Linked DNA regions of Mus musculus: region 1 is linked to region 2. The links are chromatin contacts, found by Hi-C or POLR2A ChIA-PET in ENCODE. All regions are on one chromosome and are shown on one strand. The core of a region is the stretch at or near the end of the contact, and the rest is flanking DNA. Distances in the headings are between cores, read along the strand shown.

The links. Hi-C counts contacts between places; a loop is a spot of excess contacts on that map. ChIA-PET counts read pairs that join two places held with the same protein, here RNA polymerase II (POLR2A).
Region 1: a map of T-helper 1 cell shows a loop between it and region 2 (2.8-fold over the local background). The contact joins the promoter of Zfp874a here to the promoter of Zfp595 in region 2. A Hi-C loop is called at or near these places in 2 of 37 maps with a recorded cell type or tissue (T-helper 1 cell and mouse trophoblast stem cell). POLR2A ChIA-PET finds 5 or more read pairs at or near these places in 1 of 5 experiments (embryonic stem cell).

The regions. Positions count from the first base shown.
Region 1 is chr13:67,448,519-67,455,033 of GRCm38, reverse strand. Zfp874a (zinc finger protein 874a) reads left to right here and starts at 3,410. Exons shown (of 4, transcript NM_177712.4): 1 at 3,410-3,522; 2 at 5,558-5,684; 3 at 6,118-6,213. The coding sequence starts at 3,517.
Region 2 is chr13:67,328,426-67,334,921 of GRCm38, reverse strand. It overlaps Zfp595 (zinc finger protein 595), which reads left to right and starts at 2,362. Exons shown (of 5, transcript NM_177622.3): 1 at 2,362-2,455. The coding sequence starts at 2,450.

The sequences.
Region 1 (6,515 bases), core at 2,161-4,660, 120 kb before region 2:
GAGGGGAAACATTCCTGAACAGAACAGCAATGGCTTGTGCTCTAAGATCAAGAATCAACAAATGGGACCTCATAAAATTGCAAAGCTTCTGTAAGGCAAAGGACACTGTCAATAAGACAAAATGGCAACCAACAGATCTGATAGGGGGGGCTAATATCCAATATATGTAAAGAACTCAAGAAGCTGGACTCCAGAAAACCAAATAACCCTATTTAAAAATGGGATACAGAGCTAAACAAAGAATTCTCAACTGAGGAATACTGAATGGCTGAGAAGCACCTAATAAAATGTTCAACATCCTTAATCATCAGGGAAATGCAAATCAAAACAACCCTGAGATTCCACCTCACACCAGTCAGAATGGCTAAGGGCAAAAACTCAGGTAACAGCAAATGCCGGCAAGGATGTGGAGAAAGAGGAACACTCCTCCATTGCTGGTGGGATTGCAAGCTGGTACCACTCTGGAAATCAGTTTGGCCTTTCCTCAGAAAATTGGACATAGTACTACCAGAAGATCTATCAATATCACTCCTGGGCATATACCCAGAAGATGCTCCAACATGTAATAAGGACACGTGCTCCACTATGCTCATAGCAACCATATTTATAGTAGACAGAATCTGGAAAGAACCCAGATGTCCCTCAATGGAGGAATGGATACAGAAAATGTGGTACATTTACACAATGGAGTACTACTCAGCTATTAAAAACAATGAATTCATGACATTCTTAGACAAGTGGATGGATCTGGAGGATATTATCTTAAGTGAGGTAACCCAATCACAAAAGAACACACATGATATGCACTCACTGATAAGTGAATATTAGCCCAGAAGCTCAGAATACCCAAGATACAATTTGCAAAACACATGAAACTCAAGAATAAGGAAGACCAAAGTGTGGATACTTCAATCCTCCTTAGAAGGGAGAACAAAATACCCATGGAAGGAGTTACAGACACAAAGTTTGGAGCAGAGACTGAAGGAATGAACATCCAGAAACTGCCCCACTTGGGGCATAAACAACTACCAAACCCAGACAGTATTGCAGATGCCAACAAGAGCTTGCTGACAGGAGCCTGATATAGCTGTCTCTTGAGAGGTTCTGCCAGTGCCCAACTAATACAGAAGTTGATGTTCACATTCATCCATTAGACGGAGCATAGGGTTCCCAATGAAGGAGCTAGAGAAAGTACCCAAAGAACTGAAGGGGTTTGCAGCCCCATAGGAGGAACAAAAATATGAACTAACCAGTATCAGCAGAGCTCTCTGAGACTAAACCACCAACCAATGAAAAAACATGGCAGGACTCATGGCTCTAGCTGCATATGTAGCAGAGGATGGCCTAGTCGGTCATCAATGGGAGGAGAGGCCCTTGGTCTTGTTCTGTGCCCCAGTATAGGAGAATGCCTGCGCTAGGAAGCGAGAGTGGGTGGGTTGGGGAGCAGGGGGAGGGGGAAGAGGATAGGGGATTTTTGGAGGGGAAACTAGGAAAGGGGATAGCATTTGAAATGTAAATAAAGAACATATCTAATAAAAAAGATTTATTTATTTATTATGTATACTTTACATGTATACTGCTTATGAGTACACTGTCACTGTCTTTAGACACACCAGAAGAGGGCATCCGACCTCATTACAGATGGTTGTAAGCCACCATGTAATTGCTGGGATTTGAACTCAGGACCTCCAGAAGAGCAGTCAGTGTTCTTAACCTCTGAGTCATTTCTCCAGCTCCCTCTCCCTTGTTTCTTGCCTGGGGATCCTAAAAGTCCTGCCTCTATCTCCCTTCCATCATTGGCCACTGTTAACTCTATTTCCCAACCAGAGCCAACTGGGGGCAGTGTTCCTTTAGCCTATGTGCAGGACACTGGAAACAGGTTTTTGAGTAACCTGATTAGCATGAGAACTCAAGCTGCTACAGTTTTCTCGTGGTTTGGTTGGATCAGGATAACTAGGGCTTGCTGTCTGTCATGGGGTAGCTGTGCTTTGGAGGTGTCACATTGGCCTGGTTCGTGTTGATTGTGTTGTTTCGAGGGCCTTTAGCCATCTAGATGCTTTTGCTCCATGGATGTTCTCATTGTAGCCGGATTGAGAGGAAGGTGAACCTGGATGGTCCTGGTGTGGCAGGCCTCTGATGGGCTGCCTTGGGCTGTATGGTTGCGAACCTGTGGTTCTGTATGCTTCAGGAGTCTCAGGTTTGATGAAGGTGGGCAGATATGTGGCAGGAGAATGGAGGACCTCTCGGATGGCGGGCTGCTCCAGCAGCTTGGCTTGCCCCAGAGGACTCAGATAGCAGGGAAGAAGGGTTGGGGAAGGGAACCTTACCTGTGGTTCAGGAGTCTGATGGAGGTGAAGGAGAGGTGGCAGGAGAGTGGAGGTTCCCTGGGTAGTAGGCTGCTCAGAGCAGCTTGGTTTGGCCCAGAAGGGATTCTGTTATTTCCAAGGAAAACTGCCAATATAACATACTATTTCCCTCTCTCCTCCTCCTTTTTTTTTGGGACAGTCCCAGTACAGGCCTCTGGCTCTCCTAGAACTAGAGTTTCTCCTGTCTCTGCCTCCCAAGTGATTGAAGGCATATCCATAACATCTGGCAAGTTCCTTTTGTCTATTTTTCTATTTTTTTTTTGCAAGCTTAAGTAACATTTTATAATATGTAGAATGAAGATTAAAATAAACATATTGATGAGCAACAACTTGTAAACTTAACAAACAAAACATGGAAAGGCTTGATTCACAAATATCTTCTGTGATGAATCTGGATATTTCTGGTTTTGTTGTTCTTTGTTTTGTTTTGAGACAGGGTTTCACTGTGTAGCCCTGGCAGGCCAGGGACTCACTGTAAACAAGGCAGCCTGGAACTCAGAGGTGCCTGAATTTGCTTGCAGTGAGCTGGGATTAAAGACACCGCAGGCTGTGAATCTTGAATGTCAAAAGCAGCCTGAGTCCCTGCTTTTGCTCTTTGTCCTCTGTGAGGAAACTTTATTGTGTGCCGGGCACCCGCTCTTAAATTACTAAAAGATAAGTTCCTGGCAACTTCCCTCCTCCAGAAAATTGTAAAACTCTTTTGAAATGATTAACGCATGGTCTGGTTTCTGCAAACTAGCTTATTGCCACTTAACTGGCAGTGAGGTGGTTCCTCAAATAGCTGTAAACTCCACGGAAATTAAGGAATTAAGAACTTTACAGTGAAAATCCGGAAAAGCGGCACCTTACATAAACATTCGGCTCGTTAGAACTGGACACAGTTCATGGTCTCCTTGTTTCCTAAGTAGGTGACACTACATTGCAGACACACATCAATGTAGAAATCCAGGACCTTTAAATAATACAACTCACTCTCCTAGGACTCCTGCAACGCCATCGCACAGACTTGTGGGAAATGTAGTCTGCAGCACGGTGACGTCACAGGTCTGCACTTTTAGTAAACAGTTCATCTTTTAGTAAGCATGTGCGGCTCTTATCCAAAGCTGGGCCAGACTCTGGTCCTGCTGTGCTCTCCCGTTGGATCTCTGACATGGAGGTTGGTCCAGGGTTCAGTCATCCCAGGGTCTGTGCGGGGTGCATAGTTCCGGAAGGAACAGGGACCGGATGGAATGGGAGCTGGGAAGAGCTGATTTGGAGGAGCTTTCTGGACAGGGCTGGTGAGAGGGCGCTGCGGGGGTTGGTGGGACTGACCCCTGCGTTAGACTGACAGAAATCAAGGAATGGAGAAGCTTGTAAGTTCAAGGATTGCCTGGGCAGTGTTGGCTGGGTGAAGGTCTTTGCCTGGGCATGGTGATTCTGGGCGTACACTTTCCAGCTTTCTGGTGGAAGCATTAGCTGGGTCACTCTCACGTGGATATTACTGGATCTGTCAGTAAGTTTAGTTAAGAGGAGATCTGGTCCTTTCTGTACTTTATGGCTGTCTGTCACGGAGTTCAAGACCACTGAAAAAAACTCCGAACAAAACTAGGAATTATGAGATAAAACCAGCCGGGCGGTGCTGGCGCACGCCTTTAATCCCAGAACTTGGGAAGCAGAGGCAGGCGGATTTCTGAGTTCGTGGCCAGCCTGATCTACAAAGTGAGTTCCAGGACGGCCAGGGCTACACAGAAAAACCCTGTCTCGAAAAACAAAACACAAAAACACACAGAGAAAGAGAGAGAGAGAGAGGGAGAGGGGGAGGGGGAGGGGGAGAGGGAGAGGAGAGAAGAGAGGAGAGAGAACCAAACAAAAAACAACCCAAACTGCTTTATTTAGAGCCACAATCTCCTTTGCCAGTTTGAGAACTGCTGCAAAAGGGAAGATAGGGGTTGGAATTTTTAAAGGCACACACCACAAGTATCTCAACTCTGGGGATTTTCTGCTATGTGGGTTTTTTTTTTTTTCTTTTTTTGGTTTTTTGTTTGCTGTTTGTTTTTGTTGCTGTGTTGTACAACAGCTTAGTTGGAAATGGAGCTAGCTTTTAACTATCACACATGCAATAACTCTTGTCTTGCTTTGAGGTGACAGAAATTGCTAGGTTCCAGGGTCAGAGTTTTGCGTACTGGAGATTGAGGTGTGTGATGTTTCCTCCACTTACCTGGAAATGAATTGTGAATTTACAGATGGTTCACTTGGATTAGGAATCTCTCGTGGAAAGTGTTTAATTCCTCACTTGAAATGACACAGATGTTTTCTGAAAGGATATTGAGCTGTTTCTCAGTGGAGGATGAACTAAAATCTCCCTAAGTAAAACAAGAGATAAAACTTTTGCCTCAGAGGTTGTAAGCCTGAGATCGAAAAACCTGTCACAAGGTGTTAACAAAGGACACCAGAGGTGCCCTCGTGTTAACACTGCACACACGCTGCCTGTTTCAGTTGGTCAAACTCTTTTGTAAATGTACAGTTCTGATTTATAGGTTTTGTGTACATATTGTCTGTCCAGAATGACTAACCTACTGTTGAACCAAACATCTATGTTCCCCAATAAATTCTCTGTGTTTCTGGATGTCATAGCCTCTTCAGTCTCTCCTAGCTGAGAGACTGTAAGTCTGGCCCTGCTGTGAAGAAGATTTTTTTTTTCCCTTCAACATCTCAGTGTTAGATCCTGGTTTTCAACATCATAACAAGAATGTCTACTGATCCTTACATTAACATCCCCATCGGAGGGCATAACAATGCCATCACAGGAGACTCTGAGAGTTGCATTGCCATAGCAAGCCTACATGTGGAGTGAAAAATAATAGAAACTACCAACTCTCCCTATTCCATCCAGGATGGTGATGTGAGTGTGTGAACCCCTTTCAGGATGGAGACATGAGCTGGTGTGAGGCCTGATGGCTTAGGGATTTTACTGATTTGGAGGGAGCATGAAGGTCTGTGAAGGGAACACAGCCCTGTACACCTGATTGGCGCACGGTGGGCTCCTCACCCTGTCCTTTGTGTGTGGTTTTGTGTTTTGCTGTTTTTCAGTCAAACCAAGGGTTTGTGACCTGGAGACTGGCTTATGACTCTGCAGTTTATTTGTATGTATTTTATTACTAGTGCTTTAAATTGATTAACAGTGTGATATCATTCACTTGTCCTTATTTCAGGAAATGCTGTCCTTCTGGGATGTGGCCATTGATTTTTCTCCAGAAGAGAAAGAATGCCTGGAGCCTGCTCAGTGGGATCTGTACAGGGATGTGATGCTGGAGAATTTCAGCCACCTTGATTTCCTGGGTGAGGATTGCATCTATCTTCTTCACCATCAGTGTCTAGCTTCCCCCTTTGATGCAATATCTCACTGAGTTTTCTATTATATCCTTCCTTTTAAGGAAATAGTGGGGAGACTGACCTATAGCTAAAAATCATCTTGCTTTCTCTTCTGTTTGTAACCTGTGTGTGTTGGAAGTATGTTTCCTTTACATGGGAATCATAGAAAGTTAATATAAATATTTTGCAATTGAATTTTTAATGTTTTCCCTTTAAATAAAGGTCAGTATAAGTGCCTCTTCAGTATTCCAATATACCAATCAGAAACATGTAAATAATTAATTTTTTTGATTTTCTAACTTCCATCATCTCTTTTCTTATAAGCAGTATTCTAGACGGAACCATACTAGTCCCAGTAGAAGAACACTCAAATAATGTTGTTCCTCTTTCCTACAAACAGGTCTTGCTGTTGCTAAACCATACTTGGTAACATTTCTGGAGCAAAACCAAGGATCTTCGGGTGTGAAAAGCCAAACATCAGCCACCATTCCTCCAGGTGTGTAGAAGTGAGTGGGTCAGATGATAGATGAGACATCCAAAGATACGAAGGAAAGCCAGGATTTACCATGAACATTGAGACATTTGTTATGGTAGAAATTATTTGTAAGGTATTGCTTTTAATTTCTTCTGCTATAATGAAAAGCCACTCAGATGTTTACAATGGTTAAGGTATCAAGTTTATAGTTCCTCTCTGGTAAGCTCTGCTTATATTTAAGGAACATGCAAAGTTCTTCATTTTGTTGAGTATACATTATAATGTAAGACATAGAGGGATGCCACCCAATGCTCGTCAGATAA
Region 2 (6,496 bases), core at 1,113-3,612:
GCCTCAAATCCTTTGCCTGACCCCTTCATTCCTGGGCCAACAACTGAGGCTGCACCTTCACCAATGTCCTTCCATGACCTCTCACAGTGCTAAGCCTCAGCTGCTCTTCATGACCACTTCATGCCTTCAAACCCAGTACCACCTGGGTGACTCTTACATATTACCAAGTATAGCTGCAGTACAAGGTACAACCTTGGCTATCTCTGGAACACAGTTTTTTTGTGTGCTCAGAAAATAGTTCCCAGAAGATTTCACCTCAATGATACTGGGCTCTCCTTAATCACCACTAACATCTTAGTTCCAGGTAGCCATCAATTATCCCAGTAGTACCTTCTGTTTTTACTCTAAAGCCAGAGCCACATGGCTAAAGCTACCATGTTCTACTGCTTACTGGCACTGGAACATTGGTGCCCTTATTCTATTACCGGCTTTCTGTTTTCCAGCTACCTCACTGTCTGAACTTGGCTTCCCTGGAACTTGCACTGTAGGCTGGCCTTGAATTCAGAGATCTGCATGGCCTTGTCCCTTGTAATGATGGGATTAAATGTGTATACCACTTTGCCTGGATCTAAACTTAGCTGGATGGAATCTTGTCCCAAAATTCTTCAAGCTGTTATTTTCAAGAACATAGGATTCAGCTCCATTTCACTTCTTGGTGTCCCTTTAAGACTTGAACCATATATTTTATTTGTTTTTCCTATGCTTGCTAAGCTTGTTCAAAATGCTCTTCATGAAACTTAACCAGAGAACAAAGTCTCTACTGGGCTATTTTCAGACTTCTTTTGTCAATACAATTAATATAAATCTCTTTACCTTAGACTCAGGTAGACTCATCAGACAAGGACAAAAAGCAGCCACATTCTTCACCAAAATACCACAAAAACTGTCTGTAGGCCACATCACTATCAGCAACAAAGTCTTTCATATTCTTTCTAGGATAGCCCCTTCAGCCCCATTTGAAGCATTCTACTGCTTCCCAATCCAAAGTCCCCAAATCCACATTCTTCCAGACAAATGCGTGGTCATGCCTATCACAACAATACCCCACTCCTGGTACCAACTCCTGTCTTAGTTCAGTAAATAGTACATAGCCTAGTTGTCTTAGGGTTTTAGAGCTGTGAACAGACACCACAACCAAGGCAAGTCTTATAAAAGACAACATTTAATTGGGGCTGGCTTACAGGTTCAGAGGTTCAGTCCAATAATAAGGAGGGAACATGGCAGCATCCAGGCACGCATGGTACAGGAGGAGCTGAGAGTTCTACATGTTCATCTGAAGGCTGCTAGCATACTACTGCTCCCAGGGAGCTAGCAATGGGGTTTGTAACTTTGACTCAAGCATGAACTGCACAAGAATAAGCCTTCCAAAGAAGAGATGGGAATTCTCAATACTCCATGTTTCCAGTGTAACTTCTTTAATACAGTGATATCATTTGACAGTTATATGAACACATTTCTGATACCTTTGTATTCAAGAAGGAGTTATCTTGATGTTCTGCTTCAGAGAAATGTGGGAAGTTCAAGGCAGATACCACTGATGTTCAAATATGGTGAAATATGAATGATGACAGGATCATCAGAGACACAGGAAAATTAATAAGGAACATCAAACCTAACAAAGGAAATCCTATAGTGCACAATGGACCAAGGACGCTTGCCATCCTGTTGTTTCCAACCTTTTCCCCTTCAAACCTGTGCCCAGGGATAGTGGCCTAGCCTTGGTCCACTGTGCACTATAGAATTTCCTGTGTTAGGTTTTGATGTTCCTTATTAATTTTCCTGTCTCTCTGTACATATACCTCTGTGATCCCAAGAGCTCTGTCTGCCTGCCCCCTTCCCCTTGGGAGAGATGCAGGGGAGGAAAGCAGTGCTCAGAAACCACCTGGTGGTAATTAGCTTTGAATTTTAATTTGTTTCTCTTAACCACCTGAGATGCTGCAAGACAATCAGGGTCACCAAGGATGGTTTCAAGAGCATCTTCAAGAGATAATGCTCAGTCCTAAATTAGCTTCCATATTTTTAAGTAACTGATGAATTTTCCATATGGTAGTAAAATACTTTAAATTCCTTTAAAACCACAGCGTCCTAGCAGAAATAACTAGGAAACGTGGTAAACATCACTGTAAAAGGTTCGATGCACAGGCTAACATAGGGTGCTGCGACCACCGGACTTTAAGAGTCCAAATGCCCGTGTCTGCCCATCTGCAGATCCTTGTTTATTCCTAACTTAACCTACTCACGGGTGGCAGGAATTCTGGCGGACAACAAACTAGTTCTGTGGGTTCCTGGAAGTTCTTCGCACTGACTTGTGGGAAATGTAGTCCCTACCACGTTGACGTCACCAAAAGGCTGGCTGTTCTTATCAAACTTCCGCATTTGATTTTCAAACTTAAGCTTCTCCCCAAAGTTAGGCGTCTGTCCTGTTGAGCACTGCGTTTGGATCTCTGACATGGAGGTTGGTGCAGGGAACAGCGCCATCTTGCAGATCTGAGGGACTGTGCAGGGTGGCTGGTCGGGCGCTGAAGATGATTTGAGCTGACCTGGAGATGCTGTGCTGACCTAGGCTGGGCCACTGCCCCTGGGCACAGGTTTGAAGGGGAGAAGGTTGGAAACAACAGGATGGCAAGGGCAGGCTGGGTCTGCTGACTGCCTCTGCCTGAGATGCTGAAGGGAGCGCACTCATCTTTACTGGGGAAACGTGCTCTGCCTGTGCCTACATAGCTGTAGTCAGATTCTCGGGACATACAGAACACGTGGACGTCTAGTGCCTACTAAACTTTATATCCCGTCCACTACTCCAGTTTGATCTCACAAATCTTCCTAAAGTTCTTGATGTCCAGGGACAGAGAGACCTGTGAGGGTGATTGTTTTATGGAATGTTAGTTTCTTTTCCTTTGCAATGAATTGTTGGATTTATGGATGCCTCGAGTTGAAAAGAATTCTGAAGGTACAATCCTATACCTGAATCATCACAATACATGGCTACATAGACACAGAGTAATTTTGTAACTGGTATGAACCAGTGTTTGCCCAAATATGGAATTTGCCCTTCTGCTTAAAAATCGTTAGACAATAATCCTCTTAATAAGTGTTCTGTCCAAAATTTGGACTCCTTTTCAAATATAAAAGATGAGTTGATGTGTGTGTGTGTGTGTGTGTGTGTTTGTTTTTTTCAGGGTTTCTCCACCACAGCCCTCCCCCCTATCTCAGGTGATCTTGCTTATATTGTCACTTTTCAGTCAAACCAAGGGTTAGTGAGCCAGAGCCTGGCTCGTGGCATTCAAGTCTACTCCCAGAAATCATGGGCTTCAGACCACCTTGTCCTATCTACTGGGATTTTCAATGAGTTTCTAACCATACCTAGGATAACAGACATTTCCTCGTTAACTTTGCTAATCTGTAGAAAAAAAAAATAACAGTATATGAAGTCGGAATCGCAATGCTGCCTTGTACATCAAAACATGTTCCTTACAAAGTAGAGAGAGTACAGCATTGTGCTCATATACAATTTATAGGCACCTTATGTTCATATATATTTTTAATTAAACAGCTCTATGACAGAAAAGAGAACTTAAGTGTAATTCTATGACACATTTCTGTCACTTCTGCTTTTTGGGGAGGAGTCAGGAATCCAGAGAATCAAAATCATCGTCTCCTTTATAGCCAACTCAAAGTGAGCCTAGGCTACATGAGACCATGTGTTTTAAAAAGATTCTTAGAACATAGCTTTTCTTTTTCTACGTGGTAATTACTTCTGGTTGGTCTCAGTTCTGAGCACCAGTGCCCTGATAGAAATCCATCCAATTGACATCTTCTAATTATGAAAACTTACAAATGGGCTGTAAGAAGTTCCGTCGAATGTATTTGAAATGTTACATCCAAATTTTCACTAGTATCCTTCTGTTAATGACTAGTGTTTGGGGTTAGAAACCTGATTGCATTTCTTGTGTGGGAAAGGATTCCATCTTTGTCTGGCTTGAGTATTCCTCTGTATTTGCAGGGAATGGTTGTCATCTTTGCATCATCTTCTCTGTTGTTTTCTGTCATTACCCCCCTGGTGGTTTCTTATGATTTTAAATGAATTTTCCCAGAACAGCATTCTGGCTCTACAGATGGAAAATGATAACCACATCTACCACTGTACTTCACATATGGTATCACCACCATCCAGACAGTAATCTGTGGGATTCCTTCCTCTTCCTCTTCCTCTTCCTCTTCCTCTTCCTCTTCCTTTTCCTCAGGGAGGAGTCCAGTCTCCTATGCTTGCAGTCCTGACCTTTTTCTTGCAGGCTCTTATTTCCTCCTAATGTTACTGTGACTGATGATATGAATCAGACTGACTATGTTGGTGTTTTGTGGAGCCCATAGCCACTCCTGATCCTACAATACTTCCCCCTACTCTTCAACGAGTGTCCCTGAGCTCCTTGTAATATTTGGCTGTAGTTCTCTGCATCTGTTTCTGTCAGATGCTGGTAGATACCATTCTCCTGTCTGCAAGACTAAACAGAGTATTAGTAATGGTGTTAGGCATTGGTTCTTGCCCAGAAAAGGGGTTGCAAATTGGGGGTAATCAGGGGTTGGTCATTTCCTGTCTCTTCTCTGTCTTTCTCCCTGTACTATTTGTAGGTATGACACATTTTGTGTCTAAGGTTTTCTTCACAGGTTGGTGTCCTTATCTTTTCAATTGGAACCCTACCTGACTACAGGGGAAAGCCACTTTACTTTCCAAATTCCCCACTGCTAGGAACTCAGCCAGAGTCACCCCCATAGAATCCATGGAGCCTCTTGCATCCCTGATCTCAGACTTTTTCCAGAGATCCCCCCTTCCCCTGCCCACCATCAAATTCCATTCACTCTTCTGGTCCTCTCTCCCAGAATCTCCCTATCGTATTCCCTGCCCACGTCCAACTGTCCATCCACGTCTGATGACTATTTTATTTCCACTTCTGAGTGAGATCCAAGCATTGTTCCTTAAACATTCCTTGTTACTTAGCTTCTTTGGATCTGTATATTACAGCACGTATATCCTTTAATTTATGGCTAATATCCACTTCTAATATGCATACCCATTTGGGTCTGGGTTACATTTCTAGTTCCATCCATTTGCTTGCAAATTTGATGATGTCCTTGTTTTACTGATTCCTTGTGAGATATCTGGATTGTTTGCAGTTTATACCTATTGTGAGTAAAGCTGCTATGAACACTGTTGAGCAAGGGTCCTTGTGGTGTCCTGGAAGATCTTTTGGGTATATGCCCAGCAATGGTATAGCTGGGTCTTAAAGTAGAACTATTTCCAGTTATCTGAGATACTGCCAAACTGATTTCTATAGTGGTTGTACAAGTTGGCACTCCCACCAGCAATGGAGGAGTGTTCTCCTTGATCCACATCCTTGCCAGCATGTGCTGTTACTTAAATTTCTGACCTTAGCTATTCTGATGGGTGAAAAGTAGAATCTCAGAGTCACTTTGATTTGCATTTCCCTAATGACTACATATGTTGAACCTTTTAAAAGTGTTACCTAGCCATTCCTCTAGTTCTCCTGTTACCTAGAAATTCCTCTGTTGAGAATTCTCTGCCTAGCTGAGTACCCCATTTTTTAAATGGGTTACTCAGTTTGTTGATGTCTAACTTCCTGAGTTCTTTGTTCATTTTGGATATCAGCTCTCTGTGGGATTGGCAAATACTTTTTCCTATTCTGTAGGCTCATGTTTTATCCTGTTGACAGTGTTCTTTGCCTTTTAGAAGCTTTGCAGTTTCACAAGGCACCATTTATTAATTGTTGATCTTAGTGCCTGAGCTATCGGTGTTCAGGAAGCTATATCCTATTCGAATGTATTCAAGGTTACTCCACATTTTCATTTCTAATAGATATAGTGTATATGTTTTATGTTGAGGTCTTTGATTCACTTGGTCGTGAGTTTTGTGCAGGGTGATAAATATGTATCTTTTAAAATTCTTCTACATGCAAATATCCAGTTAGACCAGCACCAATTCTTTCTTTTTTCCAGTGTATGGTTTGGGATTCTTGTCAAAAATGAAATGTCCATAGGTGTGTAGGTTTATTTCTGGCTCTTTTTTTATTCCACTGATCAACATGTCTGTTTCTACACCAATACCATACAGTTTTTATTACTATTGCTCTATAGTATATTAAGAAATCAGGGATGGTGATATGTCTAGAAGTTTTTTTATTGTCCAAGTTTGCATTAGCTATCTAGGGATTTTTGTTTTGTCATATGAAGTTGAGAATGGTTCCTTCAAGGTCTGTAAAGAATTGTGTTGGAATTTTGATGGGAAGAACATTGAATCTTTAGATTGCTTTAGATAAGGTGGCCATTTTTTACTATGTTAATCCTATTTATACATGAGTTTGGGAGATCTTTTTATCTTTTGATATCTTCTTCTTCTTCTTCTTCTTCTTCTTCTTCTTCTTCTTCTTCTTCTTCTTCTTCTTCTTCTTCTTCTTCTTCTTCTTCTCCTTCTCCTTCTCCTTCT